Regions from separate parts of the Homo sapiens genome. Here region 1 is linked to region 2. The links are chromatin contacts, found by Hi-C or POLR2A ChIA-PET in ENCODE. All regions are on one chromosome and are shown on one strand. Each heading gives the region's core, a stretch centred on a gene start or an enhancer-like site at or near the end of the contact. The rest is flanking DNA. Distances are from core to core; before and after follow the strand shown. Region 1 has its middle 23 kb from the start of TNFSF10. Region 2 has its middle 28 kb from the start of LINC02068.

Region 1 (3,909 bases), core at 300-2,799, 78 kb before region 2:
GCATTTCCTCATAATGGGGCTTTAATTTGCATTTCCTTATAATATTCAACCTAATTATATTTTTAATATGTAATTGTTTCTTGATATGTAATTATTTAATTAGGGTTCCATCTTCCTGGCAGTAACTGTTCAAAAAATTTTTTTAATGCTTTTTTCTATCATATTGTTTTGCTGTTACCAAATGTGGGAATTCTTTTTTTGTTGTTGTCGTTTGTTTTTTTGAGACAGAGTCTTGCTCTGTTGCCCAGGCTGGAGTGCAGTGGCGTGATCTCAGCTCACTGGAACCTCTGCCTCCCAGGTTCAAGCAATTCTCCTGCCTCAGCCTCCTGAGTAGCTGGGATTATAGGCACACGCCTGGCCAATTTGTGGAAATTCTTCAGGTAGTCTAGATACTTGTCCTTTGCTGCTTATGTGTGTTGCAAATAATCGAGTGCTTTGTGGATTTTCTTTGCACTCATTTAGTGGTTTGTTTTAATAAGCAGAAATTGTTAATTTTAATATAATAAAATGTATTAGCTGGGAGCGGTGGCTCATGCCTGTAATCCCAGCACTTTGGGAGGCCAAGGTGGGCAGATCACGAGGTCAGGAGATCGAGACCATCCTGGCTAACACGGTGAAACCCCGTCTCTACTAAAAATACAAAAAATTAGCCGGGCGTGGTGGCGGGCACCTGTAGTCCCAGCTACTTGGGAGGCTGAGGCAGGAGAATGGTGTGAACCCAGGAGGTGGAGCTTGCAGTGAGCTGAGATCGCACCACTGCACTCCAGCCTGGGCAACAGAGCGAGACTCCAACTCAAAAATAAATAAATAAATAAATAAATAAATAAATAAATAAATAAATAAAAACAAAAAGCCTTCTTGCCACCTTCTTCAAGAAAATCTTGGCTATTCTTGTCCTTTTGCTTTCTTACCTTCAAAATTAAGAGTTGTTACTACGTAAGTCTGTGGTTCTCTCCAGCTCTGAAAGGTTTATTCTATTCTATAGCAGAGCATGTTGTATAATCACGTGGTTGCTTTTCTTGATGATTCCATTGGGTCTAACAATTATTTTACCAAATTATATTAATACTTGGAAATAATTCTTCGTGGTTCTAGGGTTATTACATTAATACTTTTCTCTCTTTTTAGGATTTTTTGCTTTTAGCCTTTACCACCATTTTAGGGTAATGGCATTGTTGCTATATGAGTATTTTGTTTTTGGTATTTATTTATTTATTTATTTTGAGATGGAGTTTTGATTTTTTTGCCCAGGCTGGAGTGCAATGGTGTGATATCGGCTCACTGCAACCTCTGCCTCCTGGGCAGTTCTCCTGCCTCAGCCTCCCAAGTAGCTGGGACCTCAGGCACATGCCACCAAGCCTGGTTAATTTTGTAATTTTAGTGGAGACGGTGTTTCACCATATTACTCAGGCTGGTCTCAAACTCCTGACCTCAGGTAATGCACCCACCTCGGCCTCCCAAAGTGCTGGGATTACAGGCATGAGCCATCATGCCTGGCCGATATAGAAATATTTTTAAAGTATTACATGTGCCCAGCAGTTGTCTGGGGTTTAAAGGAGATGGAAAGAAGCATAAGCCAATGTTTATGATCTGGAAGAACACGTTTGAGCTGGGGAGACATAACAATGAGTCAGTTCTACCTCTGGCTACCTGTGGATTTAGTAGGCTAATTGCCAGGACTTCGGTTTTGTTTTGTTTTCATATTTAAAAATGAAGGGCTTATATGAGATTAGTGCAAGGTCCCTTTAGTTCTAATATTTTTTGCATTGCTGACTTAGTCTGTTGGGGTTTCTACAACAAAATATCTTAAACTGGGTGGTTTATAAACCACAGAAATTTACTTCTCACAGTTCCAGGGCCTGGAAAGTTTAAGATCAAGGCAGACTTGGTGTCTGTGAGGGCTAGCTTTCCTGGTTCAAAGACAGCATCTTCTTGCTGTGTCTTTGCATGGTGGAAGAGGTGAAAAGAGGTGACAAGAGGTGAATGAGCTCCCTTGGGCCTATTTTAGAAGGGCACTAATCCCATTCACAGGAGCTTGGCCATCATGATCCAGTCACCCTCCAAAAGATCCCACCTCTTACTACCATCAGCTGGGAGGTTGGGACTTCAATGTAGGAACTGAGGGGTCAGGGTAGGGCAGACCATAGCAAATGGCCACACAACAGGTCTTTCTAGTCCCTGACCATGAGAAGGCAGTCAAAACACAGAGAATCTACAAGGTGATTTATTCATGTCATAGTAACAAAGGAAGAAAAAACTTGGAAGGAAAGATTTTTTTTTTTAAAGAAATATTTTGATGGGTGAAAGAGGAAGTCCCAAAACATAGCTGCAAAGAGGAAATATAAGTTTGTGTTTCATTTTTCTCCTGTTGAAATCAGTTTCTATTGTGAAGTTTCATTTTCCTATTTCTTTTTTAGGTAGTAGAACCTGGACTCTTGCCATAGTAATCTGTTTTCTATTTTGTATAACATCTGAATGTTAGATTTGGTTACAAAATAACTGTGTGAAAATAATGAGAGACCAGTGATCTTTGGGAACTTTTTTTTTTTTTTTTTTTTTTTTTTAGGACGGAGTCTCTCTCTCTTGCCCAGGTTGGAGTGCAGTGGCCTGATCTTGGCTCACTGCAACCTCCACTTCCTGGGTACAAGTGATTCTCCTGCCTCAGCCTCCTGAGTAGCTGGGATTATAGGTGCCTGCCATCACACCCGGCTAATTTTTCTATTTTTAGTAGAGACGAGGTTTCTCCATGTTTGCCAGGCTGGTCTTGAACTCCTGACCTCAGGTGGTCTGCCTGCCCCGGCCTCCCAAAGTGCTGGGATTACAGGCATGAGCCACTGCTCCCGGCCCTTGCACATTTTGACTCTCAGTGAAGAGTAATGAAAGGGAACTTGTTTCCAGAGGTGAAGGCTACAGGCCAAATGTTGCCTTGCCCTAAAGAGGTGATATAACTTTCCTAGGATCACTTGACTAGTTAGAGATAAAACTATGACTAGAATTCTGGTTTCCAGACTCTGAATTGGCTATTCTCCCATACAGAAGTGTATAGATGTAGCATTTGAGGGAAGGCTCTGTGGGAGAGGAGATCTACTCTCTCCTAAATGATGAAATGATTTTATTTATGTATTTATTTATTTATTTATTATTTATTTAGAGACAGAGTCTGTCACCAGGCTAGAGTGCAGTGGCGCAATCTCAGCTCACTGCAACCTCTGCTTCCTAGGTTCAAGGAATTCTCCTGCCTCAGCCTCCCGAGTAGCTGGGATTACAGGCATGTGCCACCATGCCCAGCTAATTTTTTGTATTTTTAGTAGAGACAGGGTTTCATCATGTCAGCCAGGATGATCTCCATCTCCTGACCTTGTGATCCGCCCACCTCGGTCTTCCAAAGTGCTGGGATTACAGACGTGAGCCACCGCACCCTGCTGATTAAATGATTTTAAAGTGATGATTCCAAATGCAGATAGCATTATCCTAGGATTGGGAAGAGGAAGAACTTGCCTTTCAGGATGCCATAGAAGTAAATATGCAAAGGTACAACACGCAAAAGCATTGTCTTAAGACTGTCTGGACTTCAAGGCTAATAAATATTTTCAGGAGATAGACCGTATGCCCGTATGTCAAAAAATATGCTTGATTTATATTAATACCTGTTATAGACTAAATTGTGTTTCTCCTCAATTCATATGTTGAAGCCCTAACCCCCAGTATCTCAGAATGTGACTGTATTTGGAGATAGGGTCTTTAAAGAGGTAATTAAGGTCAGATAAAGTCATAAGGATGGGCCCTAATCCAATATGACTAGCATTCTTATAAGAAGAGGAAGAGACACCAAGGGCATGTACAGAAAATAGGCCATGGGAGGACAGAGCAAGAAGCCGGCCGTCTGCAAGCTAGGAAGAGAGGCCTCAC
Region 2 (4,328 bases), core at 1,271-3,770:
TGCCTCCCAGGTTCAAGTGATTCTCCTGCCTCAGCCTCCTGCGTAGCTGGGATGACAGGCATGCACCACCACGCCTGGCTAATTTTGTATTTTTAGTAGAAACGGGGTTTCTCCATGTTGGTCAGGCTGGTCTTGAACTCCCAAACTCAGGTGACCCACCCACCTCGACCTCCCAAAGTGCTGGGGTTACAGGCATGAGCCACCACACCCAGCCAATCTTTAATAATTTTCATATGCACCTATAACATTTTCTTTTTTTCCATGAGCCCCAATAAAAGAAAATCAGAAAGCAGATTATCTTATCATCAATACACATCCAGGGATATATTTGACAATATCTAACATTTGACTTTGGTTTAACTCAAACCTTTTTAAATTGCCCTTCTACAGCTTTATTTTTAATAGTCCTTAGAGACAAGTAGTAGGACAAACACTGTTACTTTTATTGATTCAATATATGGTTACACTGATGTTTAAAGTCACGTCCACAGTTCTCATTGAGGTTCATTAAATAAATAGTTACGTGAAAGTTCCTGCTGTATTGCTTTAAAATAATTGAGGACATTATTCAGTAGGTCACATGTCGGGATTTTCTTTTAGAATTTATTGATAAAGAAAGATGATCAACTCTGAGAAATTAGAAGACTTCTTCCTGTTTAAAATAAAGACTGAGTCACTGACTAAATTTTCTACTTTTTGCCTTGACTGCCAGGGTCCTCAGGGCCAAACTGGAAGTTCAACCACATAAACTGATTTTTCTAGTTAGCATATTTTTGTTCATTTCCTTGGCTATGAGCCTGATATGGTTTGGCTCTGTATCCCCACCCAAATCTCATTTTTAATTGTAATCCAAATTGTAATCCCCAGGTGTTGAGGGAGCGACCTGGTGGGAGGTGATTTGATCATGGGGGTGGTTCCCCCATGCTGTTCTCATGATAATAAGGGAGTTCTCTCACAAGATCTGGTTGTTTGATAAGTGTGAGACTCTTGCCCCTTTGTGCTCTTCTCTCCCTCCTGCCACCATGTAGGATGTGCCTTGTTTCCCCTTCACCTTCTGCCATGATTGTCAGTTTCCTGAGTCCTCCCCAGCCACGCAGAACTGTGAGTCAATTAATCCTCTTTTGTTCATAAATTACCCAGTCTCAGGTATTCTTTATAGCAGTGTGAAAACACACTAATACAGAGCTACTATTTCTGTGTCACAATTTCATTATATTTTTTGTTTAATTATAAGCTGTTTCAAGTATTTGGGGGGAGTAAGAAAGAGGTTTAGATAAAATGACTTTTAAGATGGGGAACACAAAACCCCAATAAAAACTTAAATTTACCGAGATATTTACTGGCAGAGCTGGAACTGGGATTACAGTTTCCCAAATTTTAGTTCATGATATTTCCTCTCTTCTACATGAAATGAATGGTGAGGTTTTCCTTCTTAATCATTTTATGTCTGTTTTTAAAAATATGGCAGTTCCACAAACATCGTGGCTGGATGTTGTTTGCTGGAACCTGTGCCCCAGCTTTTGAAGGCCACCCCTCCCTGCCTTATTTGTTGTTTTCAAAGGCAGTTTTTCTATAATGCAGTGCTGGGTGCCTGGGGTTTGCCAGCAAACAGAATGAAAAGATAAAGGTCGTATATTTCCTGCTACACTAAACGGTCCCTCAAAAATGCAGACCACCACTGTTCTGTCAGCCTTTCTGCAAAGGGATGGCAAATATCTACCTTGAATAAAAGCATGTTAAAAAAAAATAAAACACTTTGGCAAGCAGAGAGGTGAGTCATATTTCAACAAAGGATTAATGCAAGTCCTGTTTTGTTTGTTTTGAGAACTCAGTCATTTTTTTAATCAGGTAGTTATGAGAATTTTCAATTCTATTTTATAAAAAACAACCCAACTTAATCCTGTGATGAACTATGACTTTTATTGACCTTTTACAAAAAGTACAAGAAAGCTATTGATAAATCTTTTCTTTCTTTTTTGTAAAAAAAAAAAAAGAAAAGAAAAGAAAAGAAAAAGAATCCAGATGAAACACAAAACACAAACCGCAGTGTATGGGATGGCGAACGTCGTTGACTTTCAAGGCGCCCTCTACTGGCAATGGCTTTAAATTTTTAAATGTCTATTATATTATAGGCTTTGGAATTTCACTCTTTAACCAAATAAGATTTTCAATACATTAGTAGAAAGAAAACTCATGCAGGAAAGAAAGCCCCAGATATTTTATCTCAGGAATATAAATAAGCGAATATATACAAAAGTATCAGGCATTATTTTACATATCCTGAAAACTATGCGTTGTTAATAGGAAGAAGAATGATACAGTTGGTTGTTCATCAAAGATTTATTGAGCGCTTATAAGAGGCACCATGTCAGGCATTGGGGTCACAGAGGTGAGGCTGACGTGACCCCCACATCAAGGGTCCTAGTCTTGTGAGGGAGTCAGACCTACCTGCAGACAATTACCATGTCATGTGTGGAGTGCAGTGTGAGACCCGAGGAACGACCCCTAAATCCTCCTGAGAAAGGAGTTAGGAAAGGCTCCTGGAGGAGGCTGGCAAAGAAATACAAGAACAGTGAAAAGCACTCTAAGGAGAAGGAAGGGTGTTCGGTAAGAGAACATGGCGCATGTGCGGAACACGAACAGAACCGCGGTAATAAGTTCCGGGTTGGCTAGCTGTACCACAGCACGATGTGCAGGGACGGCCAGGAGAGGATGCTACAGAGCAGCAGCTCTCAAACTTTTCAGTCTCAGGACTTTACAATCTTAAACATTATTGAGGACCCTTCCCCCTCCCCCACGAAGAGCTTTTGTTTATGTGGGCTTCATTTATTGATGTTTACTTTTTTTTTTTTTTTTTTTTTTTTTGAGACGGAGTCTCGCTCTGTCGCCCAGGCTGGAGTGCAGTGGTGTGATCTCGGCTCACTGCAAGCTCCGCCTCCCAGGTTCACGCCATTCTCCTGCCTCAGCCTCCAGAGTAGCTGGGACTACAGGCGCCCGCCAGCACGCCCGGCTGATTTTTTGTATTTTTAGTAGAGACGGGGTTTCACCCTGTTAGCCAGGATGGTCTCGATGTCCTGACCTCGTGATCTACCCGCCTCGGCCTCCCAAAGTGCTGGGATTACAGGCGTGAGCCATCGCGCCCGGCCGATGTTTATTTACTTTTAAGAAACTGTTGGATGGGCATGGTAGCATGCACCTGTAGTCCCAGCTACTTAGGAGGCTGAGGTGGAAGGATCACTTGAGCCTGGGTGGTCGAGGCTGTTTGCCAAGATTGTGGCACTGCATGCTCCAGCCTGGGTAACAGAACAAGACCCTGAGGAAAACAAACAAAAAAAGAAGGAAGGAAGGGAGGGAGGGAGGGAGACTAAAGCTGATAAATTTGAAATGTAGTTATTAATGTATTTAATTACATGTTATCTTAAGCTCTATTTTACGAAAGAAATCCTGAATTTTTCAAATACAAATTAGTGAAAAATGTGGCGTTGTATTATATTTTTACAAGTATCTTTTTTTTTTTTTTTTTTTTTTTTTGAGACGGAGTCTCGCTCTGTCGCCAGGCTGGAGTGCAGTGGCGCGATCTCGGCTCACTGCAACCTCCGCCTCCTGAGTTCAAGTGATTCTCCTGCCTCAGTCTCCCGAGTAGCTGGGACTCCAGGTGCGCGCTACCACGCCCAGCTAATTTTTGTATTTTTAGTAGAGACGTGGTTTCACCATGTTGGCCAGGCTGGTCTTGTACTCCTGACTTCAGATGATCCACCCACCTCGGCCTCCCAAAGTGCTGAGATTACAGGCGTGAGCCACCACGCCCGGGCCTACAAATCTCTTTAATGTCTAGCTTAACTAGAGACAGCTGGATTCTCACACCTGCTTCTGCCTTGGATCTGTTGCAACATCACATGTCTGTAGCTGCTGGAGGACTCCGCTGTGCACTCATGAAAGAAAAAGTGACAAAGGCAAATAACATAGTATTATGAAAATAGTTTTGATTTTGTGGGCCCCCAAGGGGTCCCCAGACCACACGTAAGGAACTACTGCTGCAGAGGTGGGCAGGGGCAAGGTCACGAGGGAGAGCCGGGCACATAACATTAAGTGGCTTGAAACCTGCCAGTAGGCAACAGGACTTGAAGCTGAGAAGTATCTTGTCAGGTGTGAGTTTTAATTCATCGTTTTTGCAGCTGTGGAGGGGATACATTTGAGGAACATGAAACTGAGGGAGACAAGTAGTTAGGGAGTTATTGCAATTGTTTGGGCAAGAAGTGATGACTCAAGTAAAACAGTGTGTCCAGGGATGGAAAAAAAAGGGAATGGTGTTGGGAAATATTTAGGAA

Evidence for each region. Hi-C counts contacts between places; a loop is a spot of excess contacts on that map. ChIA-PET counts read pairs that join two places held with the same protein, here RNA polymerase II (POLR2A). Pooled maps may share reads with other maps.
Region 1: a map of PC-9 shows a loop between it and region 2 (3-fold over the local background). The contact joins two enhancer-like sites. A Hi-C loop is called at or near these places in 1 of 168 maps with a recorded cell type or tissue (PC-9), 1 of 37 single-sample maps with no recorded cell type and 7 of 50 pooled maps. POLR2A ChIA-PET finds 5 or more read pairs at or near these places in 3 of 52 experiments (HepG2, activated CD4-positive, alpha-beta T cell and naive thymus-derived CD4-positive, alpha-beta T cell).

The regions. Positions count from the first base shown.
Region 1 is chr3:172,544,647-172,548,555 of GRCh38, forward strand. No RefSeq gene overlaps it. Among named protein-coding and RNA genes, the nearest start is that of TNFSF10, 23 kb to the left of the region's middle. Within about 2 kb of position 1,550, at least 5 of the 41 ENCODE cell types and tissues checked have a DNase peak (open chromatin) inside an H3K27ac peak, as active enhancers do; they include PC-9, where a contact is called at or near this core.
Region 2 is chr3:172,621,336-172,625,663 of GRCh38, forward strand. No RefSeq gene overlaps it. Among named protein-coding and RNA genes, the nearest start is that of LINC02068, 28 kb to the left of the region's middle. Within about 2 kb of position 2,521, at least 7 of the 41 ENCODE cell types and tissues checked have a DNase peak (open chromatin) inside an H3K27ac peak, as active enhancers do; they include PC-9, where a contact is called at or near this core.